2 separate regions of the Homo sapiens genome follow, and region 1 is linked to region 2. Evidence: chromatin loops called from intact Hi-C (ENCODE). Cell type or tissue: A673. All regions are shown on one strand. Links, peaks and the distances in the headings refer to the core of each region. The heading gives the core; the rest is flanking DNA. Region 1 overlaps MAML2 (mastermind like transcriptional coactivator 2). Region 2 overlaps MAML2 (mastermind like transcriptional coactivator 2).

Region 1 (16,162 bases), core at 4,261-12,260, 68 kb before region 2:
GACGAGGGAGTTTGAAGTGTATTCAGCAGGCACCAGTGAGCAACAGAAGGTTTTGTGTTTCAGCAATGATGGGAGATAAGTAGAGCTATGCTTGAAAGCAATGCTTTTCAGACTTTAATGTGCATTCAGATCACCAAAAGAGTTTGTTAAAGTATACATTTAGATTCGGTAGGTCTAGGGAGGGGCTTAAGATGCTGCATTGCCAAGAAGTTCCCAGGTGATGCTGATGCTGCTAGACTGTAGAACACGCTTTAAGCAGGGAGACTTCAGAAAAATGCTGTAATGGGAGGCAAAATAAACTAGAGTTGGGGAGGCCTGGAAACTGTCAAGCAGGGGTTAGTATGGTGGCCCTACAAGGGTAAAGCAGGTCTGAACTAGAGTAGTGACCACAGGGATGGAGACGAGGACTATCTGGTGGCAGTCAAATTTTCAGGGCTTAATACTATCTTATGTAGGGTGAGGGGGAATGGGTCGCTCATTAATGACTCTAAGACCCCAAAGCTGTGGGTGTGGGTGCTTTGAGCATGTCCCTGCCCTAACTCTCTGCTCTCATCATCCTGAACTACTTGCAATTTCCTCAGAGTTGCCAGGCTGTCTGTCTGGGCTTGTGTACTGTTGCCAATGCTTCAAGAAATGCTGACGTCTCTCTCCATCCCCTTACTAGATTAACTCCTACACAACCCATAGGATTCAAGGTAAGTGTCACTACTTCCCAGAAGTCTTCCCGGGCACCCTAACCCACTCCCTGCTCCCAGTCTGGGTTAGGTATCCTTCCTATGTGCTCTCACTTTATCTTGCAAGGTCTCATATCCAAGCACTGTGTATTCTGATTACACACTTGTCATTGAAGCTGAGCTTCGTGAGAGCAGGGATTATCTTTTTCAGCTTTGTGACTTCATCACTCCCACATAGTAGAGACTCAGTAAATGTTTGATGTATGAATCAGGAGGAAGAGCAAAGCTTTTCTTGCTGTGATGGCAATAACTTTTGTATTTGTCAAAAATTGTTAACGAAATTTCAAGTCAATTATTTAGATATTGAATTTAATTTAGATTGGTACATGATAATTTGAGGGGTAGAATATTCAGGCGAAGATATCCAACAAGTAGTTAGAAGTTTTGGAGTACAAATTAGAAGACAATTTAGTACTGGCCATGATGACTCAGGAGTCATATGCATTGAGGTGACAGTTAAGAACATGGCGGTGGATCAAATAAAGACAGAGAGACAGGCAGAGCCAGGCAGAGACAAAGGAAGAAGGAGAGATCAGCAGAGAAATTTAGAAGAGAGAAGGAGAAGGAGACCGAGAGAAGACAGAAGGAGACAAAGAGAAGGAGACAGAGAGCAGACAGAGGCAAACAGAGACAGACTGAGGACAACTTTACTTTTCTTTTTTTGAGACAGAGTCTCACTCTGTCGCCTGGGCTGGAGTGCAGTGGCGTGATCTCAGCTTACTGCAACCTCCGCCTACTGGGTTCAAAAGCAATTCTCCTGCTTCAGCCTCCTGAGTAGCTGGGACTACAGGCACATGCCACCATGCCCGGCTAATTCTTGTATTTTTAGTAGAGATGGGGATTCACCATGTGGGCCAGGCTGGTCTTGAACTCCTGACCTCAAATGATCCATCTGCCTCGGCCTCCCAAAGTGCTGGGATTACAGGCATGAGCCACTGCGCCTGGCTGAAAACTTAACTTCTCATTTTTTTTTTTTTTTTGTGACGGAGTCTCACTCTGTCACCCAGGCTGGAGTGCAGTGACGTGATCTCAGCTCACCGCAGCCTCCACCTCCTGAGTTCAAGCAATTCTCCTGCCTTAGCCTCCTGAGTAGCTGAGATTACAGGCGTATGCTACCATGCCCAGCTAACTTTCTTTTTGTATTTTTAGTAGAGACAGGGTTTCACCATGTTGGCCAGGCTGGTCTCAAACTCCTGACCTTGTGATCTGCCCACCTCGGCCTCCCAAAGTTCTGAGATTACAGGTGTGAGCCACCACACCTGGCCTACTTTTCAATTTTGAAGAGCTTCTGTGATACCGTGGATGAGGCACATGACTGGGTTGCATGTCACAGTGGAAGGCAATGTTCGTCACAGAGGGCTACTGGAACCTTTAAGAGGGAGATCCTAAAGTGACGAGGTTTAAGATGCCGCCTTAAGCAATAGGGCTATATGTGAGGTCAGGATTCAGAAATCAATTTCACATCCATGCTAACTGGGCCTGTTTTACGCCTTTCTAGCTTCCTGCCTGGGCAGAATCCATTCGTCAAAATGTAGATGGACTTAAAGCTTTGTCTCAACTCCTCTGTCCTTTGGTTTCCAAACCACTTTATGAGATCATCTAATCAGCTCACACATGTGCTGTCTGTCTTTCTCATACACACACACTACTTCTTCCTGCCTTCTCCTATCAGGTAGTGTGCGTGCTTATGTGTGTGTGTGTGTGTGTGTGTGTGTGTGTGTGTGTGTGTGTGTGTGTATTTTTCAGAATTTTCAGACTTTTCAGGCCAGAAGGACATTTCCCCACTTCATATTGATCCCCAACATTTCAGGGAAAGCAATGCATTAAATAAAATAATGTTCAGCTTCAGGCGGGTAGGCACCCTGCAAATCATAGTGTAGACAGGCACCTACCAGGCCTCCAGAAAGAATGACCACACCTAGGCTTTTTTTTTTTTCATGTTACCCAAAGCAGCATTTTAACAGACTTCTATTGTGTTTTCTCCATTCAGTTCACTTAGAGGGTGACATTTTGCCCTCAAATTCATATGTATAGTTGCTCTAAGAGACTTTCAGAGCTGCATGCCTGACAAAATCAGACCTTCTGTTTTATCTGAAACAACCCCCCAAAGAAAATCATTGAATCTGAATGAACAGAACAATTCTTTATGTCCACGGGAGACAGGCAGACAAAACCCAATAAAAATGAAGAAAGAAAGAGACATGGCAATGATTTGTTTTTCATAATTACTTATTCAGAGTAGAAAGGAGCAGGGGAAGAGGGTTCCTTTTAACATGTCCCGACGTGACAGATGAGGTGTGCTCGTCGTGTATACGCAGGAGAGATGAATGCACCACAGTCTTGTTAAAGGAGATGCTTCTCATTGGACAGAGATATATTTCTATCTGGAATGCTGGAGATAAACACCCAGCATTTTACTCCTCATTTTCATTATGCCTAAAGCCCCTGACTGTTCTTTCAGAGTGGCAGGTGATGTGACTAGCATGCATCAGACCATTCTTTTCTATGTCCTGTGGCAAAAACAATCCCCCTTTTAAGACACAACACAGGGGTACCCCAAGTGCATACTTTGCTCCGAACAATACCCCTACAATGTGCATGTGATAGATTCGGAAATCATACTGGAGTGTAAAAAACTACATCATCTCTAAATTCATTTTCCTTTCCTTATAACCAGTTTACTTTGGTGCAAAATTTGCCCAAGAAGGGTTTTAGCCAGAAATCAATGGAGAGAAAGAAAAAAGGAAAGTTTTAGTTAAATTGTCTTTGTTTCTTCACCTACGTGGAAAAGGTAAAGAAACTTTTTCTACTTAAAGCACATAGCCTTTGCTCATGGAAGAGTCGAATCCAAAAGTTTCTGACTTGAACTATAAAAGCCATAAATCAGATCTACGATTTAAAAAAATATAAACTAACACTATAATTTTTCATGTATCTGATTAAGGGAGGGTTTAATGCATTCATGAATCATTTCCTAAGACTGTTATGAATTCAAGGATAAAGGATGAAAAAAATGATAAGTGCAGGAAGTATAAAAATAAGGGTTATGCTATAAACTTTTATGTATCCATATTACAGTCATGTAGGGACCTAGATTGTATCTAAAGCCATGTAAATATATAAGTTAAAACTTGGGGATTTGTGGGTAGCTGGGAGATTATAGTCCACATCACTCATCTTATAGAAAAGGAAGTATTGAGGAAAAAAGTTTAGCTGTATAGCATATATAGTATTATTTCTTCAGTCATGCATATAATTACTTATTACAAATTTTCTTGCACCTACAATGAGCCAGATACTAAGTACACTACAATGAGTTTGACACTAACTCATAAGTGGGTATTCTATAAATGGTTTCTTAATAAATGAAGGATAGAACATGATCTCACTCTGGGGTAGCTGAAAGGTTGAACTCAAGTCTCATGATCCCCAGGAGATCACATGGCCTTTCATTTTCAGCAAAGAGTGTGCCAAAACAGGTTGGTCTGGCACCATTTTTCTCAGAGCTTCTGCATTAAAAAAGGCTGTCAACTGCCTCTTTTCACTTTTAAAGAATCTCAACAAAAATAAGTAACCAACAGCATTTTCAACATCAAACTACTTCTCTCTTACAAACCCAAATGAACAACTGTCAATAGATGAGGAATCCTCAAGTTTGGATGACACAATCCTGCCTCACTGCTGTATTCAGAGTCCATGTTGTAGGATGAGGAGTGTAGAAAACCCTGATGCTGCCATTTACTGAGTACCTATCTCATGGCAAGTATTTGAGGTCCTTTACACAGAGATTTCATCTAATCCTCAAAGTAAACTATGATATGGTGTGATCAGCTCACACAGTTGAAGATGCTGAAGGTCAAAAATGTTAGACAACAGACTCATAACAGCTGGCAGGTGATATATCTTAGATTTGGACTCAGCCCTTTCTGACTCTGAGTCCCATGGTTTGTCCCCTGTCCTGCCTCCCCGATTCACTGCTAATAGCAATATTGTATACAATTCTTAAAAATCATTTCAACTATGAGCAAGTAGTGAGTACATATAGCCAGACTGGCCCTGAGCATGGTTTCTCATTTTCTCTTGTCAAAACCTACCAGATCTCATGGCCTGCTCAAGGATCCCAAGAGATGGAATTCCTTATAAGAAACCTATCTGGTTTCCTTCAAATAGTTAAGCTCCTGCTACCAATAATATTATAAAAATTATATCCTGAGGGTGCTCTTATGTAAGATACCATGCTACCACAATGATATGGATATATAAACCTTTTCCCTCACTTTGTGGTTATAGGAGTAGATTGAAAATCATCCATATTTTATGTGATCATACTGCATGTCACAATGTTTGTGTGTGGCACACACACGTGTAAGTATACAATTTTTTTTTTTGAGACGGAGTCTTGCTCTGTCACCCAGGCTGGAGTGAGGTGGCATGATCTTGGTTCACTGCAACCTCCGCCTCCCAGGTTCAAGCAATTCTCCTGCCTCAGCCTCCCTAGTAGCTGGGATTACAGGCACCCACCACCATGCCCGGCTAATTTTTTGTATTTTTAGTAGAGACGGGGTTTCGCCATGTTGGCCAGGCTGGTCTCGAACTCCTGACCTCAGGTGATCCGCCTGCCTTGGCCTCCCAAAGTACTGGGATTACAAGCATGAGCCACCACGCCCGAACAAGTATACAATTTTTAAAAGCCCTCACACATCATGATTTTATCAGGACAGTCCCTTTAATAACTTAGGAAACTGTTAGAGGATTTATTTTAACACAACAAGTAACAGGTTACACAGCTAATAAGTGAAAGAGACAGGACCAGAACCCACACGTCTTAACACCTAGACAAATATTTCTTCCACTGTGCCAGGCAGTTGAAAATTCCCAGCCTTATCATGTGCTCTTCATCTTTTCCCTAAAAATTCACAAGGCAGCATGATGTTATCTGACTTATCACTCACTGTAAATATTTTAGCATTTAAATGAGGAGGCAGAGTAAAGAGAAAAATGTTTCTGTAGAGATTTTTGCAGAGATAGAGAGTTCTTGGTCTCCATCCAAGGATCTTGAGCGTTTAATGAGACTACTGTCCACGAGTTGGTACAGGGTTTAGCAATATCATGGTAGCTATTTGGCGGCTCATGGTCTTCCTCAAGGTCTCCAAAGGGAAAACAGGAAGCAAGGCTTAGTTCTAACAGAAGCTGGACTCTGGTCTTAGCCCTAAATAAAGCATGCCACCTCTCTGAGCTTCAGTTTCACTATTTTTAAAATGAAGGTAATAATTCCTGTTTGCCCAACCCACAGACTTGTTTTTGAGAGTCCAGTGAGGTAATGCATGTGAAACTTCCTTGAAAACCATTAGTATTAAATGCCATACAAATGTAGGGATTATTATTAATATTATTAATGGATCACAAAGATTCCATAGCACTGAGAAAATGATGAAATGAAAATAATCCAATGCATTGGAAGTTGATCAGGGCAGCCTTCACTCCAAATTACCTTTGACTTGTCCCCTGTCACTCCCTAGAATCTAAAATGAGGAAAGTCATTTCTCTTCCACGGGATTTGTATAAGAGTGAAACAAAATGTCTGTGAAATACCTAGAGTAGTACTTGGTATATATCTGGCCTCTTTTCTAAAACTTCCCGAGATGAAACCCTATCTCTCATCAGATAGCCTGCCAGATGATCTAACACAGGATAGCAAGTATTCTTATTATTTGTTACTGTTTCTATTATTCTCAATTTAAACCACTTCCTATAATTTCACAGTAAAAACAGAGCCATTCATCAGATAATAAGCCCAGTGGTCTCTCTCTTCTAATCTTCTAAGGTCAGCTACATGGAGGGGAAGGGGGCAGGTAGCACAAATATCTGAGGAATTATATAGGGATTGAGGGCCCTAAATCCATGAAAAAGAGCTGATTAATTCCTCTACATATGGTTGAACAGAACCCACTTCTACCACTTACTCTATTCGTCCCAACCTGCCTCCCTCTTCTCCCCTCATTCTTGGCTTACTGGAAGATTTAACCATAGCTAAGCATGCTAGTCAGCAATGGATTATAGACACTGAGTTTCTTTCTCAATAAGCATTCTTAACTACATTATAAAAATTCTTCTCTAGATGTACGTATTTGTTTAAAGTCCTTTGAGACTCTAATTAATGTTACTCAGCATCTTCCCAGCAATGTGATCCCAGTTGCTAATTGTTTTACCTGGTTAGTAAAAGGTCTTATCAGTTAGGCTGCAGAATTGAGACGAGAACTCCCAGCTCTGAATAAAAAGCCCAAGCTCATTTCTTTATGTCATACTTCCAGCCATGAAATTATTAGACTCCTATAAACTCATCATTTCAATTGCTGTCCTGTTCCTTCATTCTCTACCAGACCTCCCAAGCAAGAACTCCAGGATGATACTTAGTGCAATTGTGCTAACATCTTCAAACACTGCAGTGAGGTGTTTGAAATAAAATGTGTAATTATGGTAGTGGAAAGCTACATCTGATTCCAAACAAACCTCACGTTCCCCCAGCTATAATTAGAGAGCAAGGTTCGCGGCACAGATTTTCCCATGAAATCCAGTTCAAGTAAGGCTTCTGTTCTTTCAGAGGGGCTCCTGGAGGTGGAGATTGTGATTAAATGGTTTGACATTGGTCCCCCTTCCACATTCTAAAGAGATTGTCTATTATCATTCTTGGAGTCTAAAAGCACAAAATATGTGCAAGGAATTAATGTTGTTTGGAGTTTTGGATAATAATCTTCCAATTTATTTGTCTCTGAACAGGGACAAATTAGAACAGGGAAGGAAAGTTACAGACACACACCCACAGAAACCCACGGACCAAAGTGTGCAGAAGTAAAAAACCGCCTCTTAAATGTCTCCAGAGAAATTTATGGAAATCGGAAATCCCTGCAGCTTCGGATAAAACTAGACATTGTTTTGAATAATCTCACAGGCCCCTGCAACTTAAAATCCATAATAATAGGAGCAAGAGCGACATGACCGAGGGCTCAAAGATTTTCCTGTTTCCTATTAATATTTGAGGACTGTCCATCTGAATCTTCTCAAAAGCATAGATTTCTTGACTGCCCTTGGAGGACTTTTGTAATTAGGCATATTTAAGCTGTACCATGTTATACTGCTACAGGAAGAATCCCATTTGTCAGCAGTTTTAAACTTTGCCAAATAAAGGCTTATTGGCAAACGGCAGTGAACACTCTGATAATGACCCAACTTTAGAAAACACACACCCTGCTGTGTTGTATTCAAGCCACAGTTCTGTTGAAATAAAAAAGAGAGACAATGCCTGCTTTCAGACACTAGAGATCCTTTGTATTCCAATAAAAGTCTAAATTAATGTTTTAAAAGGTTATTGCTATTTTTTCCCATTTAGCTGGCATCAGTTGTAAGTCTTATTTAGACAAGGTCCTACGTTATTTTACTATTTCTTTTTGCACAAAAGCTAGTATTTGATTGTGTTAGATCATCAGCTTCTGGTTTTCATTAGACAAACCTGAAATACCCTATTATTAAGATTAAACAAAAAAATAGTTGTTTTCTTATTCTGAAACCTATTATTTTGAGGCTGCTCTGACCAGAGGAAGAGAAATCAGTTTTGCAAAACCTGATGGAGAGATACGTCAAGAGGAGAAGCAATAACCTCATCAATGCTGCATTTAGGTTGCTTTTGTAAATGAGATCCCTTCCTGGATCTGACAATGGGAAGGAAGGATAATTTCGTTCTTTGGCATTGGCAATACTTTCTTTAGTATAAAAGGACTTTCAAAGTGCAAAATATAGGGCAAAGAATACTGTTTGCCTATGTAATGTCAGCAAACTGGTGAGGTGCTGCAGAGAATCTGCAATAACATCGTACTGGAACCTGAGGGTTATGAGATCTTAGATCTCCATGTCATTTACGCTTACCATGGTATTTTCTCAATGTTAACTCTCAGAATAAGCCCTTAGCAAGTGGTGGGTATTTTTCCAGTCATACCAGTTTAACAGGGAAAAAGAGAGTCAGAGTAACATTCACAAATCAAGATTTCCCTAATTCTTCCATCATTCAGATGGGAACTCTAGCCCCTTCAGATTTCTCCCAAATAGATGAGAAATTTTCTAGGGGCACCTCATATGGACTCTTCCTCCTGAATTATTCTTACTGGTCCTTTGGGTTTCAACATAGAAGTCATTTCTTCAGAAAACCTACTCTACCAAACTGAAGAGGGGTTAGGTGCCCCTCATATGTGCTTGCAAATTATTATAGCTCTATCCATACAATATTGTGATTGTCTCTGGTCTTGTTGCTTTCCTGCACTAGATTGTGAGCACCATGACATTAGGGATCATATCTTTTCATTGTACTGTTAGCTACACATAACAGACTGCATGCTATACGTTGGTAAATGTTAATTAAATGAATATCTTCTCAGGCTAGCTTTTTTGATCGCCCCAACGCCTTGGCTAGTTTTCTCTCATCCTGCCTCAGATTGCTGTGGTGATGCGTCCCGCTAGCACCTGCAGAGACAGCCCTGTTGGTAATGTTGGCCACAGTGCCAGCTCTGCTGCCAGTGCCCATCGATGTGGACATGGAGGCGGTCCTAGCTTCAAGCTGACGGTGCTCCCCTGCTGATACAGAAACTCCTGATTCCAAAGCTACATTATTTTGTTTGTTTTATGCCCTGTGTCTTTGTATCACCACCCCCATTGCTAAGGCCTGGTCCTTATGTGTGGAGAAGGAAGGCAATCGGAGGGAGGAGGTCTTCTGTGCTCAGAATCACCCCTTTTTCTATGATAGTGCCTCAAACTCATTTACCTTGGCTCTCATCCCTGAGGATGAGTTTTTTCTTGCGATACTCTTTGGTTCCTCATTTAAATGGACCCTGGTGGGATTTCTCTTCTCCATCTGACAGACCTAAATATGCCCTGTTCTCAGGGTAAGCACAACTGGGGCTCTAGCTGGGGCCTCTTACGTAGTATAAAGATAAAGAACTATCTGTGCATAGGGAATCTTTTGCTCCTTTGTATTTCAGGGGAGATGTCAAGGGTCCTGGTAGGGTTTCCAGGTAAAATACAAGATATTTAATTAAATTTAAATATTAAAATACAAGATACTTAATTAAAATTAAATATCTGGTAAACAGCAAATAATGTTTTGTTTTGTTTTCCAGTATGTCTCAAATGTTGCATGGGACATATTTGTACTAAAAATGTGCTGCACTCCAGCCTAAAAGTAAGCACCTCACCAGAAGGATGTCATGTCATCCTTCTTCCCCCATATACCTAGGCTTATCTTAAGCCTTTGAGTATTGGATAACTAACAATAAAGATATGGTCAACAGTATGGTAAAGACAGGCCAAATATTACATGAGACATACTTATGCTAAGAAATGACTTGTTTGTCTGAAATTCAAATTTAACTAGGCATCCTATATGTTTACTTATTACATCTGGCCAACCTAGTCCTGAGTCAAAAGCAGCAAATAAAGCCATTTGAAAGACAGAGACAGTGATGTTCCTGTGTGTCCCTAAAATGACAGCTCCTAGCATGGCCCGTGATGGAATAAATGGAGCCAGTCAAGTGTATTTGACCTCCTTAGCCCATAGGCTTACCCTAATCCAGACTGGTGGGCTCTAGAGGGAGGAAGAGCCGCCTGACCCTCAAGTTCTAGACTCTGGAGGTATCTGTCATGTAGATCTGGAGTGGTGGAAGGTCCTTTGGGAACTACTGAACGATGGAGAGAGTGACGTCTAGGGGCAACACTGCTACCTCTGGCAGCACTGCTCCAGGCTATATCAACTGGAGCTGAGAAGTGCCTCTGCATGTAAGAGCTCTGGTATAAAGTCAGCAAAATTTAGAGAGTAGCTTCTTATGGTTTGCTCAAAGAAACTCCAAGATCTTGTCTTCTGCTGGCCATTCATCAAAATTGGCTTAGATTCATCTCAGCCTGTTCATGTTGGGCAGAAGGGCTGTGCCTTAGCCCAAAACTACATACCTCACCAGAGGCAATAACAGTGGTTTTAATGCTGTCTTTTCTTTCTCATCTATCTGGGCTGATTTTTAGCTTTTGAGGATCAAAGAACTAACAAGAAAAATATAACTTGTCAACAGTATGGTGAAGTCAGGCCAAAGCAAGAAGGTGAAAATGAATTGATATTAGCAGGGTAAGCAATTAATTTTCTTCCTTTAGTCCTGGCTTTTGTGCTTGCCACAAGTCTAATGGAGTACCAGATGAACCATGCCAATGCCTGGGCACTAATAACAAAACAAAAGCTGATAAAGATGGATAAAATCATCTATGGAGGCAGGAAGCAATTAACCACATAAAGAAAGTGAAACATCATCAATGATAAGCCTCAGCAGCAATTTACTTGGGTTTGAGAACTTTTCGTTCTGATGGTTTTCAATAAGTTTTCCTCATTTTCTGCAGCTTCCTTAATTCAATAGATTTTTTTAAAGATAGAATTATGCAGTCATTACTACCCACATACCCAGGCCTTCATTGCATCACGGAGAGTAGATGTGGGTGGAAAGAGTGGGAATAGGCAACAGAGACGGAAATTTCAAAGGCCCTTAATGTTTGCCTTTGCTTGAGTATTTTGTATTATTTTGGTCTTTGCCATCATCTGGTATTGCCCTGAGCTTCTGCACTGTCTTTATGAAAAACACTGAAAAACAACAGTTGTTGCTGACCAAAATGATTATGAGTAGGTAAAGGGGAGAGGTAGCCCCAGAGGTCAGATTTCCTGCTGTCAAATCACCTTTCTCTAGGGATCAAAAAATTATTGTGATTCTTGGTAAAGAATTTAACATGGTTGGGGATTTCTTATTCTCTCTTAAATATATCAAAAAAAAAAAAGGAACTGTTATATATCAAGTATTTGATATGATAATTGTTGGATACCACTGTCTTTTTTTTTTTTTTAAGACAGAGTCTCGCTCTGTCGCCCAGGCTGGAGTGCAGTGGTGGGATCTCAGCTCAGTGCAAGCTCTGCCTCCCAGGTTCACGCCATTCTCCTGCCTCAGCCTCCCCAGTAGCTGGGGCTACAGGCGCCCGCCACCACGCCCGGCTAATTTTTTGTATTTTTAGTAGAGACAGGGTTACACTGTGTTAGCCAGGATGGTCTCGATCTCCTGACCTCGTGATCTGCCCGCCTCGGCCTCCCACAGTGCTGGGATTACAGGTGTGAGCCACCACTGTCTTTTTTCAGTGGTGAGTGATAGGCCTAATGTATCTGATCGCTGTACAAAGTTGTATTAGGAAAGCTGATTTGGTTTGTGGAACATTACCAATATATATATGGAAAAAGGTTTTATTACCACATGGTTCTGGCATATCTTCCTTGTAAGGTATTGTAAGTATCAAATGACAAGGGAGTTCTGGAATTTACTACATGAGAAAGTATAACTAGTGACTTTTCATATTTTTGGAAGACTAAAGAAAAATTAAATTTTAGAATGGGTTGTGAAATCTCTTTCTTACCAGCATTTTATGGTAGAAGACAAGCATCTGCCCTCAAGTTTTAGAAAACTGGTCTATATAAAAGTAAGGGACTCAGCCAGATAAATCAAGCACCCTAGGACAATACAAAGTTGTCAGGAGGATTCCCAGGTTCTGGGGATCATAGAAACTCACCGATCTCTACCTGGAAAGCTTTTTGGGGCCTTCCTGGACTATGTCTCGGAGGTGCTTCCTGCTCAGGCATTTCCAAGTGAGGATGCATTATCAAACCCAGTCCCTGGTGGTTTACCCGGCAATCATTATTCACCAACCCCCCCATCTTTCTTACCCTCTCTGAATGCTGGCTGACCACTTGGGGGTAAGGAAAACAGGAAGAGTGCAATAAGATCGCCCATTAGCAGCCATTAGGAGTTCAACATTCATATCTCAGCAGTCACTGGAATAGATTTTTCATAAATTTCCTGAGCACCCTTGTGGAACACAATATAAGAGGCAGCCATTTTGCTCCCTCTTTTACAGATGGCATAAATAACTTCCTTTGGCCACAAAGCTTCAGAGTTAGGAGCTATACAAAGATCTCCTAGGCAAGGGGCAGTAATATGAGCTCAGGTGGCGGTCAGGTGGCTGTCTGGAAATCAGTACTTGAAGAGGGAGACAAAGGAATAGCTTTCAGGGATTCAGCCAACAAACACAGGTATCAGCATGGACGACAGGAAAGTATATTTTTCTTCATTTTTTGGCATTCCACCTTGCTTCATGTCACCATTTTTGGGTGTTCAAATCTTTGATTACAAAAGGAGGATCTTGAGGTATACAAAAAACCGGAATCCTGTGTTCTTATTAGCCTAAATATGTGAAGGACTTCTTTTGGCCCTAATAACGCCAAGTTAGCTAACATTTACCACAGTCATTTTTTAATCATTTGGTTCAAAATAGGAATGACAGAGGCCAAAAAGCCTACCAGTTATAAAGACATTGTTCTTGATGGATACAGGAATATTGTGGGGAAAAGGATGGAAAGGGGGAATTATTTCACTGAAAGAGACTACCCTTTCATATAATTAGCACATAAAAAAGATTGTTAAAAAATAACAGTCTTAGGAACCAAGTATTAAAGATCAATATATTTAATAATTTTCAGGTTTAATGCAATTATAAAATTCTAATTTTCTAATAATAATATTCATTATCCAAGTGATTAATATTAACCATAAACACCCACAGTTTCTTCTGTCTCCCCTGCCCACCGTCTTTCAGACACACTCACACAGTGTATGTGTAGTATATTAAAATGGAGACTGAATGGTCAATGAGTTTGTGGACAATACCATACTTGTTATTCTTTTTCCATCTGAAAGGCAAGAAACAAAGGAATTCCAAAGCTTAGATCATGTGAGGAAACTCTTTCTGGCTCCCAGTACATGTGTTGTCCAGTTCTTAAAATGCACAGGCTAAAGCAAACTTAAACTCTTATTCAAAGTCTTTGTTGAAGAGACAAAGGAATTGGGTTTTCCCTAAAGATTTTTCTAAACTAGTCAGATTTGCTTCTTTTGATCCAGGCGTGTAAGAGACAGTAAGAGAAATTTAGTCTTGGGAATCACTATTTTAAACAAAGGCCAAAAACAGTGGTGTCTATTTTTAAAGCCTCCTCATTTCTCCCCAGAACCAAGTGCAAGGTAATTTGAATTCGGTTTCCAGTCAATATGGTTAACCTGATTTCACTCTACAATTTAGCAGTCTGTTCTTTATACTTGATTTCTATGATATTAAGTGCATGCAACATTTCCTTCCCTTTTAACCCGGTTTCCACTTACAGTTTTCTGTGTATTTGAGATCTGTTTGGTGGCCTGCCTGAACTCATGGAAAATTGACGACACTGAAAGAGAATTGTTGTAGTTAAGCTTCCCTGATGGCATTTTTTAAAAAACAACAGTGGAAAAAAATAACAAGGCACTAGTCAGATGTGATTTTTGGCAGATACTTCACTCAAAGTGCTCAGGGCATCCCCAGAAATTATAACCCCTCAAAGATGTTCAGGGTACAGTAAATAAAGCAAGATACAATTATTTTAATGTTCATCCTATTGATTCAGTTCTCTTCTCTGCAAGGTCTTAGTAACAGGGATTTTGATCTAAGTGAAAGGTCAGCTTTGAAGTAAGTGTAAAGTTATTTACAGGAAATGAAGCAAAAAGTGGGCTTTCATGCATTTTGAAATTTCTTTATTATTGAGGAGAAAATGAACTGTGTCATCAGCTGAAAGAAAAACAGATGCCTAACTTCTCATATTAAAGTTAAATAAATACCTACCATACTAGAAGTATGCTATTAGCTCTGAAATTTGAAATTCACCATGGTCTGTTTTCCCCAACTTTGGATGTGAAAGCAGGAAATAAACAACTGTGAATTAAGGCTCTAAGTAACTATGTAGCAGTTGTAGTTTGGGGGGTGGGGGAAGACTGCCAACATGAGATAATCATGGTGGGGTTTTCTTTCCAATATGGGATGCTAAATAGACATTTGTGATAACTACATAATCAACAACATCTTTAAATATTTAATTTCTTGTCAGTTGTTATCTTAATTGACTTCAACTCATATGTATGTATGTGTGTATGTATTACATATATACATATAACTACATCTGTCAGAGGGAAGTGGCAAATTGAAGCAATTATGCGGCTCATTCTGCAAAGAAAAAAAAGGAAGAGGAGAAAACTGATGGTAAGTGGGAAAAGTTTAGATAATTGTGACTTACTGTATAGATTTATATTTAGATATAACCTGGACTTCTTCAAATAATTTATGTCTACCTATAGTCTTGGATTTCTTCATACTCTAGATCAAAACGTTGATTCCTAGATGTGTTTACATATCACGTATAATTGAGTTCACTGGCACCTCAGTGCAGGTCGGCTTGGTGCCATGCTGGTTTTCACTTAATGGGATTAGTTACTAAAGTTTAGTTCAAAATTAATTCATTTCAACAAAAATCTATTAAGTATCTACTGTGTCCCAAGCTCTTAGCTGGGTGCAAGGAGTCCACAGTTAATTTCAATATAATTTTTTTTTTTTTTTTTGAGATGGTGTCTCACTCTGTTGCCCAGGCTGGAGTGTAGTGGCATGATCTTGGCTCACTGCAACCTCCACCTCCCAGGTTCAGAGATGTATGTCACTATTAGGAATTAAGAATGCAGCCTTGAGCAGCGAGCCAGAAGAATCACTCCTCTAAAGATAGGAAAAAAATGCCAATTTTTAGGAAATAAAGCTACACAAATTGTAAGAAAAAGCTGACCTTTACTGTAAGTAATTATTCAGTTTTGTTTCATTCAGTTATCTATTTCCAGCACAAAAATACTATAAAATCATTACCACGGTTTAAAAAAAAAAAAAAAAAGCCTTGGATTGGGACCTCTCTTCTGCCACCTACTAGCTGAGTGAACTTTAAAAACTTAACATCTCTAAGTATCAGCTTCTTCCTCTGTAAAAGTGTAATAATAAGAAGAAATATCAGGCCTAACTGATAGGCCTGGTGTGAGGATGAAATGAGATAATGTATTGTCTTAGTCCGTTTTGTGTTGCTATAACAGAATACCTGAGACTGGGTAATTTATTAAGAATGAAGATTTATTTCTCACAGTTTTGGAGACTGGGAAGTCCAAGGGGCTGGCATCTTGTAAGGTGCCATCTTGCTGTGTCATACCGTGGTAGAAGATGGAAAGGCAAGAGATAAAGGGGGAACAGAGACAAAGTTATTATTTTATTAGGAACCCACGCCCATGATAACTAACTCACTCTCACAATAACAGCATTAACTCATTCATGAGGACTGTGCCTAATCACCTCTTAATGGTTTCACCTCTCAACACTTGCTTTGGGGATTAAGTTTCCAACACATGAACTTTGTGGGGCACATTCAAACCATAGCATGTTGCTAGTGCAATACCAGGCATTGGGTAAATGCTCAATATGTG
Region 2 (16,162 bases), core at 3,347-11,346:
TAAAATATACATTATTGAGAATTTATATATTACTTCAAAACTGTTGCAAATATCTTCATGTCCATGTGACTCTGGCCAACTTACTTAAATTCCCTGAAACTAAGCTGTGTCATCTGTAAAATGACAATGACAATACCTGTTTTTCAGGATTGTTGAAAATTTTCCATGGTGCATGAAATAACCCATGAGATATACAACGAACACAGGGCCTGCGCCTTGAAGGCAATTGACAAACGTTAGTTTGCTTCTCATTGCAAATAAGCACCCTCCGATAAAATAATACAAATTAAATATTAGTAGAAACTTGCAATGGGTGATTTTCAAAACTGAGCCCTCATTTAACTCTGAGTTTCCAAGCAACTAAGGTCAAAAGGAAGAATGTGGGAATACAGAAGTTTTTTTTTTAAATATATGAAAACCATACACATTCATTAAATGGAGGCAAATTTTTCCTGGAAATAAATTCAAAGGTACATTTATCATCAGGGGAATTAGGTAACTTGATGGACATCTTCCACTGGGAATTTTGGAAAGACACCATGACACTGTTGACTTTGATGTTTCTGTTTTTAAGCTGCATTATAAAATCTTATATGAATATTATAAATATTCATATTCATAATGAATATTATGCTTTAATTCAGTATTATACTTTAATTCAGTAAAGGCTTTCCTCCAGGAAGCTGAGATAATGTGGTTATAGGTATAATGTTTTCGGAAGATGTATTTCAATAGTTTTCACACTTTCTTTTAGCAAGAACACGTCTTTCATCCCTTATCCTCCTCCCCACTCCCTCACCCCCTGCCTTTTCAGGATTTTCCTAAGGCACCTCCCAGAACTTTAAGTTCCTTCAGGACTTAGTTTGCAAACCAGTGTTGTAGCTTAACCCATGAAGAGGGCATACAGACCTTATAGGAATGCATAATTAAAATGCCCATTATATTGCCTCACTCAAATAACAGTTTTCTCAAACGAGTCTCTGGCAAACCCATGCATTATGTAAAATGGATTAGACCTGAGGAGTGTCTACCTCAGAATCAGGTTCAGGTTTCAGGGCCAGCTTTCTGAAACCTTTCAATATGTGATAATCTTACTCCTTCAGATAGAACAAAACTATGAACTCCAGGTATGACGCCTGCACTTCCCAGACGAAACTCATTCAAAATCACCATGAAGAAAAAACAATTCAGCAATTGGTGTAGTTATTTATCATTCGGCAAATACTTAATCATTGCCTATATGTGGCAAACCATGCCAACTGCATGAGAAATGTAATAACTGGGGTATGCTGTGTGGTAGGAAGAGCATGGGAATGAGAGACGTAACACAAGAAGTCTGGACCCAAACTTGCTGCTAAGGATTTTACCTTGACTCATCAGGCCTTGCTCACTGCCTTTGTTACAATTTTATTCTATTATTTTGAATTTTATGATTCCAAAATGCAATTACTGTCTTCATGTTTAAATTTGAGTCTTACCTTTATCAAAGTAACACGTAAATATAGTTTGAAAAGACAAATCATATTAAAATGCAAAAGCTATTCCCTGGCCCCTTTTCCCTCACTCTTTTCAGTCTCAGGAGGAAACCACTTTCATCATTTTTAGTTGCTTCTCCTGGTATTTACCATTATGTGCCTAAATGCATCCATACCTGATACCTCTTGATTTATTAACTTTAGGCCGTATCCATTACATCTTATTATAGTAGATGAAGATTTTAGTTCTATTTTCAACCCTTTCTTCCTCTTCCCTTTAGCCACAATATAGTCAGATAAAAAATTTAGATAAGTGTTTTCAGAATTTATGAAGGGATAAATAGTATTTACTGCTGAGATAAGCAGTACACTGTAATTATAATTCTTATCCAGGGGTCATATACCTAACTTTTCTTTCATTTGTGAAGTTTCCTTACATCTCTGGCTGTCATCTCATACCATCTAACAGCTCTGTGAAACATTTCTCAATATGTTTTCCACACTGATACATCTCATCTCCACAGCAGCCCTCTGTGCCCAGCCACAGCCTTAATGGGTGTTCCCTAGGCCTGCTGATACAGCTGTCGTCCTACGACTTCCTGCCACCATATTTAGAGTCTCTTCACTCCTTTCCTTGATCAGGTTCCCTGTTTCTGGATCCCTTTTGTCTCTCTATTTGTTTGTTTACTCTCTCATTTTGTTGCATTTCATCTGATGGTCGCTTCCTGACCAAGGGCGTGTGAAGGGGAAAGTGTTAGAAGCTTCCTAGGTGTCTTTGGTGCCACAGAGTATGCAAAGAAGGGATAAGGAGGTAAGCCTCATTTGTTGAGCACCTACTATATGCCAAGTGCTTTCTCCATGACATTTCTAGGAAATAGAAATAATTTTCTCCTCTTTGCAGATGAAGAGGTTGAGAGTGGAGTGGCTTAGTAATTTGCTTAAGGTTAAGCAGGTGGCAGAACTGGAATCCAGATCCATGTTTATCTGATTCTTGCCATTCTCCACACACCGCATCTCTCAGCCAAAAAGCTTAAATACACAATCCTTGCCCTCAAGGAATTTGCTCAATCATGTGTTTAATCCAATGTCAGATAATTGTTATTTTTCTGGGCCTATTTTCTCCCTTTTCACATGTGTGTGTAATATACATGTGTATGTATATAATTTAAGTCTGGTTAAAGACTTAAATTATTTTCATAGTCCCAAGTACATCAAGTTTTATTATTAGATTTTCCATGAAATTCTAAAATAGTTATTTCTAAAGGAGATTTCAGATTTTTATTCCCCTATTTATTAGGTATTAGGCAATTAGAGTCTGATCTGGTTACAACTGAAAATATGTTGGTGGTTTTGCCCTTCTCTCTGGTGAATTTTGGTTTTTATGCCAATCAGTTCATTTGCTGACATTTATCACATTTAGCTCCTGCCTAAAGGACTTTCAGAATTACAGGTGGAAAATTCACTACGTAGAAGGAATGAAGCACACTTCTTACTGCTTGCTGTACCAGCAGACTACTCCAAGCTCCACACCTTAAAATTTGAATTGATATCCTTGTTGGAAACAAAGCAGAATAGTAAGCACAAAGAGTAGAGACATAGGATAGGATTTAAAATGAATGAAAGAAGGTAGAATCATTACTTTTTAGTGGATAATTTACTGACAGGTCTCATGTGCAAGCACCAACAGTACCATTGATGTATTCCATTTATGCTGGCACAGCTGAAGCCCTCTGATTGCTTTTCTCACCTAGACATGGCTCTCATTAATCAAGGGAAGTTGCATAGACTAGAACAAGAAGACAGTTTTGTCGACACACTTCCAGCACTGTTCTCTAGCAGCATTTCGTTCCTGTTCCGGTATCATTGCTCTCAGAAGCAGAAGCCCTTTCATTTAGTTAGAAATTAGCAGTAGATACCTGCTCTCTGAACCGTCTCTGATTTTGAGTGTTGAGTTCCAGAAATTCATTTTGAATTCAGTTGTTTGGCATTTCTGGTACAGATTTTCCTGTAGGAACAATTTAAAGAAAGTGCATTAAGTCCTCCTGCTAGCCTATCCAAAGTCTGTTTGACTTATATGACATTGAACTATCTATGATTGAACTATCCATGATAACACAGTGTACTATCCATGATAACACAGTGTACTATCCATGATTTCTAGAATATTACATTCTTTTAAAAAGAAGAGATGTGTTCAGTGTACACTGATTGAGCCAGGCATGGTGGTGGAATGAGAAATACAATCTATTTAGTGAAATGGAAAATTGCAGGACAAGAGAGAAATGTAAGTCCCAGATGTGCACAGAGCACTTTGCTATGGAAACCACAGAGAAGGGGCATCCACCTCAGCCTGGCTCCAGGTTCGAAATGGAGAGACTATGAGCATTTTCAGCTGCACTCTCATAGAAGAGAGGAACAATCCTTCAGACCAGGGGAAGACAGAAAAGGAGACTGGCCAGAAGAACACCTGGGAGGGAGCACAGAGCTCTTCATTCCCAGGGGTTCTTTATAGCATGGACATTTACAGTGTAGGTACTGCCCAAATGCCCATCCACACCAGTGTTAGGGACTGAATTTTGTTTATTTCATTTATCAAGATATAATAGTTTTGAGTCATCAGTTGTATTTCTATAGCCTATAAAAAGAGCACCAGGCAAGGCAGGGCCCACCACCGCTGCAGCCACACCCAGAGTCTTCCCCATCCTGTACTGTGGACTCCACATCAGACCTGGGAGGCAGGACTCAGTGGATGAGGCTGTGTTTTGCATTTCTGAGTACAGTCCACAAAATGGTTTGCTTCTGAAAAAGCAGTAGTAGTCTTACATCCAAGATTATTCCTAAAATAAAGTTTCGACCCACATATATAATGAAATTGAAACTGCCTACATTGGCAAAGCCAGAAAGAGAGTAAAAAAGATGGGGTAGGCCAGTTGCGGTGGCTCATGCCTGTAATCCCAGTACTTTGGGAGGCTGAGGCGGGTGGATGACTTGAGGTCAGGAGTTCAAGACCAGCCTGGCCAACATAGTGAAACCCTGTCTCTACCAAAAATACAAAAATTAGCTGGGCATGGTGGCGTATGCCTGTAGTCCCAACTGCTTGGGAGGCTGGGGCAGGAAAATCACTTGAACCCAGAAGGCAGAGGTTGCAGTGAGCCTAGATCGCACCACTGCACTCCAGCCTGGGTGACAGAGCGAGACTGTCTTTAAAAAAAAAAAAAAAAAAAAGAGAGAGAGAGTTGGGGTAAAAAGTCAGAAAGAGAGATCCCAAGGGAGAAATAAAAGGAAATTTGAGCCAAAAAATGCATTTCTGATGATCTCTTCTGCTGTATAAAGATACTTTATAAGGCAATTTTAACTCTGATAACTTGCCCATTTCTGTTTGCAGAAGGAAGTCAGTCATTCTCACAAATATCTCCATTTGTTTTTCCTCCTTGTATTTCATTCAATTTTGTGGGGAAGGGTTGGAGGGCCCAATTTTGCTATTGTAAAATTGTTTCTCATTTTTCTGAACACTTGAAATGGGGTCAGATCTAAATGGCTATGAATGCAACATGGATCCAAAGGCCCAAAGGTCAGGTCCCACTTGGACAATTTTGATATGTAAAGTGCTGCTAACATTCATTTATAGACAGCAGCAAGAAGTATGAGCTGTGGCCTGGTGAAGATTCACATAGATCTCATTTTCCTCATATTCAGAGCAAGACGTTCCCAACTGTCTGTGGGTCTGCATGAGTTGTGGGGTGTGGGAGACCCCTCTATTGTCCCCTTTGAGTGTACATATTCTGTAGTGAAGCCAGAGGCAAATGTGTGAGAACCTCCCCAGGCTGTTCCTTGGGAGTGAGGGCAGCCCTGACTTCCATGGGAATGGGATTCCCTGCCAAATTCAGATGCCGAGGCTTCCCTCAGGGACCACAGCCCATCCGAGTGGAGGAAGTTGCTGTGAGAAGTTAAGCAGGCAGCTCTGAAGGGCTGTGTGTGTGTGTGTGTGTGTGTGTGTGTGTGTGTGTGTGTGAGAGAGAGAGAGAGACAAAAGAGAGCAGCCTTGCCCCATTGCTTGCATTATAGTACACATGGAATCAATTTTAAATTTCACAGAAAGAAAACAGTAAACAGAGTAAGAGGGGAGCTGGTGTGTCTCTCCAAGGTTGGTGTGTCTCTCCAAAGCTGGTGTTTCTCTCCAAGGCTGGTGTTTCTGCTCATGCATACAATACATGATGCACACCATTCATACCTCCAGGTTTTACACATATTTCTTTCACCCCTGAGCATCTGTGAGACTCAGCTTGATGATATTTCAAACGACTATGAGGATCACACCTCTTGGCAAAAGGCAGAATAACTTTCTGTTGTAATATTTTAAATTAAGAGTTTCTTCTATCTAGGCCTTGCAGGAGAGAGGAGAATGTATTAACAAATTTATTCTGAAAGTAGAGATGTGGGAGATATGTGATCCACAAAGCAGGGCCACCCAAGGTTCACTTCAGTGTTCACGTTTGGGGAAGCATGAGAATGTCACATAGCAAGGCCAACTGGCTCAAATGTATTAGCATACAATCAATATGCAAGGCGCTATCTGAATGCCGATTAGTAAGAGTCACATTGACCATGGTAGCAGATGACACATTAAACAGTATGATACCAGCCACAAACCTCACTAGCTTTTCCAGTAACCTGAAAAGACAAAGAAAAAGAGAACTTGGGGAAACTCCTATTCATCAGTCAGGTTTCCCCTTAAACATCACTTCCTTTGGGAAGCCACTCAGACAAATCCACCCCCACCCGACTTCCCCTAGCTCAGCTCTTCTCTTCTTTTACATTATACCTTCCAGAATTATCTGTCTTCCCTCTTTCAGTCCCCAGCACCCAGCACACTCCCTAGCACTCTGTAGGCACTTAAATATGTGTTCGATGGTTGATGGAATATTATTGGCTTGTGTTAGGTCTTGGAGGGTATGAAAATAGAGAAGATAGAATCCCTGCCCTGTCTGGGAAGGAGACAGACAGATAATAATAGACACCATACAATTTGTCAGACTTTGCAATGCTTGTAAGTACAGCTTCTCTAAAGGAGAACAAAAGGAAGGTTGAACTTCTGAGCACCTTAGTGATAAAACAGACCTACATTAGCTTCTTCTCTGATTCATTAATTTTACTGGTAAGAAATAATGAACAGAATCCTATTTCCTTACATTTCAAGTTTGCTACCAGGATAGCACAGTATCAATAATAATAGGCAATGGATTTCACTTGGGGGAATATTATGTCAGGAGGAAAACATGAAATATTATCAATATCCTCTCTAGGGAATCTATGTATTAGCTTTGTGATGTCTAACCTCGAATTTCTCACCTTCAGAACTGAAAGCAAATACATAATTGGATTTGCATTAAAGCTCTAAAAAGAGTGAAATTAAGAGTCACGCTCAAGTTTCCGGCTATGTTTCTTTGTTGCCTACTCCTTTTGCCACTCTGTCACTTAATTCATCTTTTTTTCCAGAGGAAAAATCAAAAGCAAAATATGCAACACCACTCCCTGCCCTCCAGTACTCCCACAGTATTATTTATTGACCACTCTGGGTGTGCTTGGCTTAACAGACAACAGAAAGGAAGTGAAGGCTCTTCCCTGAGGGTTTGCTGATGCGATTAGAGAGCCATTTAGAAAGATAACTCGAAATCTCAGACAGACACAGGAATCTAACTTTTATTCTGGTGTCAAAAATGATTTGAAACCTTTTTTGTATGATGACGTTTGTCAGTACTCCTTTTATTCCTCTCACAGCAGCCGGTGGGCGTCTCCATGCCTGATGCAGACAATATAGAATCCAAATGCAGTTGCAAAGGTGAATGACTTCAGGTGGCTTTGCGCCGCCATCGTCATCTGCACAAAATGTGGACTGACCATGGATCTTTCCTCCATATTAACCTCTCCAAGAATAGAATCTATTGAAGACATGAATCTTTTGATAGCATTTCCTTGGGGTTTTGGGAGAGAAATTACATCTTGCAGATATCTGATGAAACTCTCATGTGACCAAAAAGACTGCAAATAAGAGTTTGATAAACAGAAAACAACATGACAATAGTTTCTGGGTAACTCTTTGAACTTGTTAGGTACAGCATATACTGTCCTTCACACACCTGCTGTATTTTGAGAATCTGAGCTTATCGAAAGCCACACGGCATCAGTGGAACTGACTAGCTGGGTGACTGCATGCAAGCAGTTAGCCACTCTGCCTCAGTTTCCCTAAAAATACAATGAAATGGATAGTCAGTTGAGTGGTCCTCAGACTTTTACATCTTATAGTATGGAAGCGGACATGGATTTGCTATATTTCATTTTTCTGTGTAAGTACATTAAAAATCAAAACTACTGCCTACTATTACCATCTTTCATGAAAAAAAATATTTTTTAGCCTGAAAGCATTGAGACGAACATAACCTCAGAGTAAGCGATGGTCCTTGAAAAGTGAATAAATTTAACGGTTTGGTAAATCCCTTGCATGAATCTTATTTTTTTCAGTTCCTTTAGCAAACAAAAACTTATTCAGAAATGAACACACGTCCACAGAACACCATTAGCCTGCACAATCTACACAGATCCTTTTACCTGTACATTCTAAGCACAATACTGGAACTTACCAAATAAGTAAATAAATAGCCAACCAGAGCCGTATCACCTTCTACTTTATTACAGTGTTGGTGTTAATATTTTACAGCACTCGGCTAACTGGAATGTGGAAGGCACTGCCAACCACATCATACTCTTTCCACCCAAGATAGTAGATCGGCTTCACTCCATTAAATCGTCATTGTCTTCAGCTGCCATGACTCCTTTAATTGGCTCACACCTGTAATCCCAGCACTTTGGGAGGCAGAGGCAGGTGGATCATGAGGTCAAGAGATCGAGACCATCCTGGCTAACACAGTGAAACCCCGTCTCTACTAAATATACAAAAAATTAGCCAGGCATGGTGGCGGGCGCCTGTAGTCCCAGCTACTTGGGAGGCTGAGGCAGGAGAATGGTGTGAATCCGAGAGGTGGAGCTTGCAGTGAGCTGAGATAGCACCACTGCACTCCAGCCTGGGCAACACAGCGAGACTGTCTCAAAAAAAAAAAAAAAAAAAGAAAAGAAAAGAAATGAATCTGCAACAAGGAATTCTAATTTTTTTAAATGGAGGAGGTGTCCAAGGGACAGGAGACTGTAAATGCCAAACAAAAGCTTTTATGCAAGGCTAAATTGGTGATTTTGCACAAAACTCACAAGTAAAAGATTTACAGCACAAAGAATGTAATACACTTCAGTTAAATTATTCAGTATTGTTACAGTATTAATGCTACAGCCCAAGTTTCATTGTGTAAATTAAATACACAGTCTGTTCCCTAAGATTGTACTTGGTTTCCATAATAGTTTTTTTAAGTCCTCACAGATTGGAAATATAAATATGGAAATTTATGATTATCAATAGTTTGAGCCAAATCCTAAGAGAAGGGGTTTGGACTGAGGTCTAAAAGTACTTAACTGAAATGGAGCCACCATGAGACAAGTTTAGTCTTGGAGGCACATGTAAGCGGGTGACAAATGGAGTTTATCATGTTGGGAGACTTGCGGATTTGCCTTCTTGTTTCCTTTGGCAGAGCAGGGTAAGAGGCCGGCTTTGGCGTCATTGCTTTAGACACACAGTCCTTTTGGCATGAGGTTGGATCTCTGGTCCCATCCAGGGTTCACTTTGTAATCAATCCGTCCTTAAAATGAGGTAGGTCTTTCAGTAAGTGGCCTTCTCCTTGACAGCGAGCTCTTTCAAGTTGAGGGGACTCCGTCTTCTTCCTTTTCTTCCTTACCTGCATGCCACCCTGTCCGTTGATGCAAAAGAGCTTACTTTATGTAAACTATGTAAATACTCAAATTTAGGTTCAGAATATCAGAGGTGGTGTGAATCTTAGAGACGTTTCTAGTAAAATCATTATTCCCTTTTTATATATGTAAGAGAAATTTAATAGCTTCTCTCTAAGTTCATTCACTACTCAGAAACCTGATTAGAACTGTGAACTTCTGATTTCAAGATCAATGCTGGATCCATTTGTATCCCCCAGTGAATCTCTAGAATTCGAGTATTAGCAAGTATGCAGGTAATATTGTATAAGAAACATGCAGTGCTCCATTAACCTATATGCAGTCAGGACATACCCTGAAGCAAAGTTTTAACTACACAGAAATGTGGCCTTAACCTTATAACAAGAGCTTTTTTTTTGGCAAGTGGGCTATGTAAGAACACTGCATGTTGGAAATAATGGTAGCCAGAGAGGAATTAGAGATATTCTATAGCTACTTGAAATTTTCAGTTTTTTAAAGAATAATTATTTCAAGGCTGAACTAATTAAGTACATTTCTACATCCTGTAAAATCTTACGCCCCACCTAACTTTAAAAAAAATACAATATACATTTTGAGGATTTATGGTATATTTGGCTCAACAATCAAGATAACTGAAGACGGACTCATCTCTAACAATCCAGCAGTGCAATTAGAGAAGTCTGCCTTAAGGGGTGATTTTTCTACAAAGACAGCCAATCTTCAAAATGGCCAGTGGCAATATGTTGTGTTGACCTGTTTTAATGTATCCCTCTATGTTAGGTATATGCAGGATGGACTGGGGAGGAAAAAGAAAAGAAGGCCTTTGGAGTAATAAAGATGGAGATGAGATTTGGTGACTGGAGAATTTAAAAATAAATTCCAGTGCACCTAAATATCCATGAGTCTTTTCAGTCTACCAGTCCATGAGGTTACAGAACATCAAGACCAGATTCTCACAGGTTACAACCTTTCTACTGCACCTTCTCATTTGAGAATTCCAATCCTGTTCAAAGTTACTCCTAACCCTCAACTATACCCCAGGTATTTGGGAGTCCAAAACAAGAGTTTGACAAGCTCTCCTAAATAGGAGCAACTGCTGAATACTAGCAGCTGCCACTCCAGGCTACACTGTGGGCCGACTGGCCAATACTGCCTGGAGCTACACGTCTCCATGGGCTGTGGATTTCAAAATAATTCCAAGTTTAGTGTGACATCTCTTTCATTTTCCACACAGCTCTTTCCTTTGCTAGGTCACATACAGCCAGGATGGCTGGTTCAGGACGGTTCCAGGTGCCAGTGCCATGCTGGCAAAATCACTGCCCTTTGACTCTGTGGTCTTATAGCTGAAGCACCCTGTTTATACCAGACTCTACAGTTCTTCATAGTTTTATTTCCTCGGGAAGCTCCAGTCCCTCCTGAAAACTTGGTTTCCTTTTGACTCTTGTCCCATTCTGCATATATGCCTAAATAACTGAAAATAAATTAGGAATACAGCTTAAGCCTCTACCCACCTTCTCCACTCAGAAGGCCCCTTAGCTTTCATGTAAATATCTAGAGGGAAGGCTCATCTATTTCCACCTGGCAGGTGTATTCAAATCTCAGCTACACAAGAGATGCTGAAGTAACAACAAATTAACCAGTGAAGACAGAGATACACAATAGGAAAAAGTCAAAGACCTTTTGTAGTTAGTACCCATGAGATTAAAATGAGATTTATTTGCTGCCTGCACTGAACACATAGCTGTGTGCATCCCATAGTTGTGTTACAGGATCCTTGAGGTGTGGCCTTTCAGGCCTGAAACCTCTGGCCAGTGGCACTTTTGCCTGAGTTTTGTTCGGCCCACTGGGCTTGTTCCGCCCACTCAGCAGGCTGTGCTCAGCTCACACTACCGACCTGGATCCCACACTTGCCAAGGGCAAGTCGCATGGAGCAGAAAAGGGTGTGTGAACGAGCACGGGGTCTGGCAACTGTGCAGGCAGACACGCCAGTGGGGTGGGCAGCTCCAGGTGCCTACACAGGTACCAGCTCTCTGCAAGGCTGCAGCTGGACCAGAGGCACTGCAAGCAGCTTCCCTGGCTAGCACCAGGGAACACAGTGGTGCCCAGAAGCTTGGAGATGACAGGCACCGCAGGACCCCAAAGAGGGAGTCCCAGCCCTGGCTTGGGAAGCTCCCAGGTCTGGGCTCCCTAAGGGGCTGCAGCTCTTCTCTCCTTCTCTTCACCTGCAATGTGGTGAACAAGGGGCATGTTTCAGCCCTGTTTTTGTTATGCCTTATTTATTTATTTATTATTTTTATTTTTATTGAAACGGAGTCTCGCTGTGTCGCCCAGGCTGGAGTGCAGTGGCGCCATCTCAGCTCACTGCAAGCTCTGCCTTCCGGGTTCACGCCATTCTCCTGCCTCAGCCTCCCGAGTAGCTGGGACTACAGGCGCCCGCCACCACGCCGGCTAATTTTTTGTATTTTTAGTAGAGACGGGGTTTCACTGTGTTAGCCAGGATGGTCTCGATCTCCTGACCTCGTGATCCACCTGCCTTGGCCTCCTTATTTATTTATTTATTTATTTATTTTTGAGACAGAGTCTCACTCTGTCACCAGGCTGGAGTACAGTGGCGTGATCTTGGCTCACTGCAACCTCCGCCTCTCAGGTTCAAGTGATTCCTCCTGCCTCAGCCTCCTAAGTAGCTGGGATTACAGGCACGCACCACCACACCCAGCTAATTTTTGTATTTTTAGTAGAGACGGGGTTTCACCATCTTGGCCAGGATGGTCTCCATCTCTTGACCTTGTGATCCGCCCGCCTCGGCCTCCCAAAGTGCTGGGATTACAGGTGTGAGCCACTGCGCCCTGCCTGTAATTAGATCTTCTAAAGTTACATTATTATTTATATGAATTTTATTATTTATTCATTTATTTTTGAGATAGGGACTCATTCTCTCACCCAAGCTGGAGTGCACTGGCATTATGGCGACTCACTGCCGTCTCAACCTCCTGGGCTCTAGTGATCCTCCCACCTCAGCCTCTCCAGTGGCTGAGAGACTACAGGCATGTGCCACGCCCGGCTAATTTTTGTGTACTTTTTTTGTAGAGATGGGGTTTTACCATGTTGCCCAGGCTGGTCTCAAACTTCTGGGCCGAAATGATCTGCCCACCTCGGCTTCCCAAAGTTTTGGGATTACAGGCGTGAGCCACCTCGCCCAGCCAATTTTGTTTATCTTAATTAAAAAATAGAAATGCTTCAAATAGTCACTATAGGTGAAAACAAAGGAAGAAAAAGGAGAAGAAAAGAAAGAAGGATAAAGACAAAGAAAGAGAAAAGAAAGAGAGGAAGGGAGGAAGGGAGGGAGGGAGGGAAAGGAAGAAAATAGGCCAGACTCAGTGGCTCACCCTTGTAATGCCAACACTTTGGGAGACCATGGTGGGAAAATTGCCTGAGGCCAGAAGTTACAGACCAGCCTGCACAGCATAGTGAGACCCCATCTCTACAAAAAAATTAAAAACTAGCTGGGCTGGTGGCACATGCCTGTAGCCTGTAGTCCTAGCTACTCATGAAGCTGAGACAGGAGGATCACATAAACCCAGGAGTTTGAGACCGCAGTGAGCTATGATCACACCACCACACTCCAGCCTAGATGGAAGAGGAAGACTGTCTCTTTAAAAAAAAAAAAAAAAAAAAAAAGGAGGGAAGAAGGAAGGAAAAATTATCGCTTCTTTTTTATCTATAGTTCTCAAGCTAAAATACATACCTTCTTTTTTTTTTTTTTTGAGAAGGAGTCTTGCTCTGTCGCCCAGGCTGGAGTGCAATGGCGCCATCTCAGCTCACTGCAAGCTCTGCCTCCTGAGTTCACGCCATTCTCCTGCCTCAGCCTCCTGAGTAGCTGGGACTACAGGTGCCTGCCACCATGCCCAGCTAATTTTTTTTGTATTTTTAGTTGACACGGGGTTTCACCGTGTTAGCCAGGATGGTCTCGATCTCCTGACCTCATGATCCGCTCACCTTGGCCTCCCAAAGTGCTAAAATACGTACTTTTAAAAAATGCCCAGGCTTACCCAAGACCAATTAAGTCAGAGTCTCTTCAGGTTGGGCCTCTCTCTCTCTCTCTCCCTCCCTCCCTCTGTGTGTGTGTGTGTGTGTGTGTGTGTGTGTGTGTGTGTGAAGTAAGCTCCCCCAGGAAATTCTACTGTGCATCAGAGCTGAGAACTGCTGTTCTAGGGGAAGTACCAAAAGTGAAGTTCATAGGTTCATAGACTTACTTTACCTCTGTATTTGAAAAGTCAGACTTTCTTCTGTAATATCAAAGACAACGAACCCAGGTCAATTATTGTAGTAGAGAAAGTCATAAGGGGGAAAATTATTTTTTCCATTGGCTGACTAAGGATTCTAGTGAAAACAGCTAATTTAATTGAGAAAAGACATTTCCTAAGTGAAGTGATATATGCATTATTATGACTCAGGATACTCAGATAATTAAGCAGTAACACTTTTGTTGACATTTAACTACATTAAGAAGAAAACTTGTTGAACCAGAAATGTCAGTGGGTGAGGGATTTTTAAAAAACGAACTTGGGCAGGTATTTTCTTCATAAAACTCTCTCTCTCAGGAAAAAATTTTCAATTTATTTGGCCCTATTTATAAACATGTTTGATTCTATCACCACCCTCAGGCCAACAAAGCAGGAAAAAAATGTTAGAATTCTGTACAAAGGTCAAGAAGACCTTTAAATCAGCAATTTGAAAACACAAGCTTGCAAAATATAATATTTGAAGTTGTTCTTTGGGAATGTATAAGTAATATGGGTTTGAAATGAAAATTAGAGCAAGAGAGGCAGTCACGGATATGCGTTGTCATGTCTCTGTTTTAATGTCCATATTAATGTGAAATATCATATTCAAATAACTCAATAGACCCTCAGTAGATTTCTCATAACAAATCTTTGCAGCAGTTCTAATGTTCTAAATCTGGTTTACCAATGACAGGTTTAAAAGATGATTTAAAAAAAAAACCAAATGGGATATAATTTCCAGGAGAAGTGTTTCATTTGTTGGGTCTTGACTTATCCTGCATAGAGTAAGAAGATCATGTGATAACTTTGTGTTTTAAAGGGTTGTTACTGAGATGATAGATTTACTCTCTGAAATAGAAACATTACTGTTATAAGGCTATGCTGTTGGCTGCAAGAAACACGTTTGCTTGGATAGAAATGGCCTTTGTTACTTCTCTAAATGTGTGCTCTGTTGGCGGAAGAAGGCATTTTGAAAGGCAGTCCGTGTCTTGAAGAGTTGTTTTTAAAAGAGTGTCAGGCTACACTGGACAGATGAACATTGATTCTGGAGATGCTATGGCTTGAGAAAAATGCATGCAAATGGTAGCTACCAGCAGAAGAAACAGTTCTGAAGGGCAAGGCTAGTGTTTTGGTTTGGGAAGGCATGTTAGGTGTTGTTTGTGATATGTCACAAGGGACTCTGGCTATGTGTTCTGTGATGTCTCCTCCCCACTCAGAACCCTCCACTGGTTTCCCATCTCACTAGGTGTGAAAGGCAAAGTCCTCACAGGCCCTACAAGATCTGCCTACCACATCATGCATGCGTGTGCACACACACTGCCCACTGCTCCTACCACAGCTCCCTCCGCTCTCTCTATTTCTCTATCCTCCAGCCGCTCCTGCCTTCCCAGAATGCACCAAGTACAAGCCCATCTCAGAGTCTTTGCTCTTTCCTTTCCCCCTGCACCTCTCTTCTTTTTACCTGGGTTTATTTGTCTCCATAGCCTTTATCACCTTTGGACATTCTGTTCTATTTACTTGTGTTTTTGTTAGTATCTGTCTGTCTTCACTAGAAGTTAAGCACCATGAAAGCTGCAGCCTTCCTAGTTTTGTTCACTGTCATATTCCTAGCACCTCAAAGGGTTTCTGGCACATAATAAATGTTTAATTAATATTTGCTGAAAAATAAAAGACTTTTCATCCTACTCTTTATTATAATTCATTCCTATGGGATTCAATGGACTCTGGTCTCACTTTAGGTCTAAACTCTTATCCAAGGAAACATCATTAGATTCAACATCAATATAGAGTAAGTGTCTAAATATAGGTAGCTCAAGGCCAAGTGTGTGTTGTCCAGTCCACCTATATAATTTTATTCATCCTCTGTGTCCCTTCTCCCACACACATTGAGCCACAGTGGGCAGAGGGTCCTTTGAGGATGGAGACCTTGATCTTCTCCCGCTTCAGGAGCTTCTGTCCTCCCCTGGACAAAGATGGGGCTCTGCCTTGTGCCCTCAGAATGTCAGTGTGTGCCAGCCCCAGTGAGTCATTTAACACGATGACACTATTTACAGACTCATTGGCACTATTGGTGACAGGACCCTTCAGCACTGATGCTTAGATCAGCAAGGACTAGGCAGTGATAGGAAGGGCCAGCCTTGGGCTTAAGGAAAACAAGATACCTCTTCCTACACCCTGTGGAAAAGATTCCTGAAGGACCACTGGTGTGGCTGCTTGTTGAGCTCCAGAGCCATAAGAGGGGTAATTAGGTGATTAGCAGTCATTGACACTTTTCTTGGAGCGAGTTTTCAGTCTTTCTTTAGAAGAGATTGGGGAGAAAAGGGGGATTCGATGCAGGAGAATGTGTGGATCAAAGCCCAACCTAACCAGTTTCCTATTGCGCCTGGGCCCAGCACAAGAGCAGGTGGAATGCTGGGAGCCTGCCCTATCCCAGCAGCACCAGCTCTGCCATGTTCTCCCAGTGCAAGGCAGCACAGAGCAGCAACTGACAGCCTCAGCTTTGTAGTCAGATGGGCTCTGGTTCAAATCCTGGCTTTGTCAATTCCTAGCTGT

Evidence for each region. Hi-C counts contacts between places; a loop is a spot of excess contacts. Peaks named below come from ENCODE experiments on the same cell type or tissue, not always from the same donor. Only the 100,000 strongest peaks of a DNase experiment are listed, where the experiment ranks them.
Region 1: a loop joins it to region 2, with 2.0 times the contacts of the local background. A loop is called at or near these places in 8 of 110 quality-filtered maps.

What each region holds. Positions count from the first base shown.
Region 1 is chr11:96,134,969-96,151,130 of GRCh38, reverse strand. All of the region lies in intron 1 of MAML2 (mastermind like transcriptional coactivator 2), which reads left to right. Among named protein-coding and RNA genes, the nearest start is that of MIR1260B, 200 kb to the left of the region's middle. RefSeq lists an enhancer at 345-1,544. In A673, for the core only: no CTCF peak of the experiment used is centred there; DNase peaks (open chromatin) are centred at 5,770, 7,210, 7,660 and 7,790; H3K4me3 peaks cover 1,906 bases; H3K27ac peaks cover 1,961 bases.
Region 2 is chr11:96,065,758-96,081,919 of GRCh38, reverse strand. All of the region lies in intron 2 of MAML2 (mastermind like transcriptional coactivator 2), which reads left to right. Among named protein-coding and RNA genes, the nearest start is that of MTMR2, 150 kb to the right of the region's middle. RefSeq lists a silencer at 5,986-6,045. In A673, for the core only: no CTCF peak of the experiment used is centred there; a DNase peak (open chromatin) is centred at 7,059; H3K4me3 peaks cover 650 bases.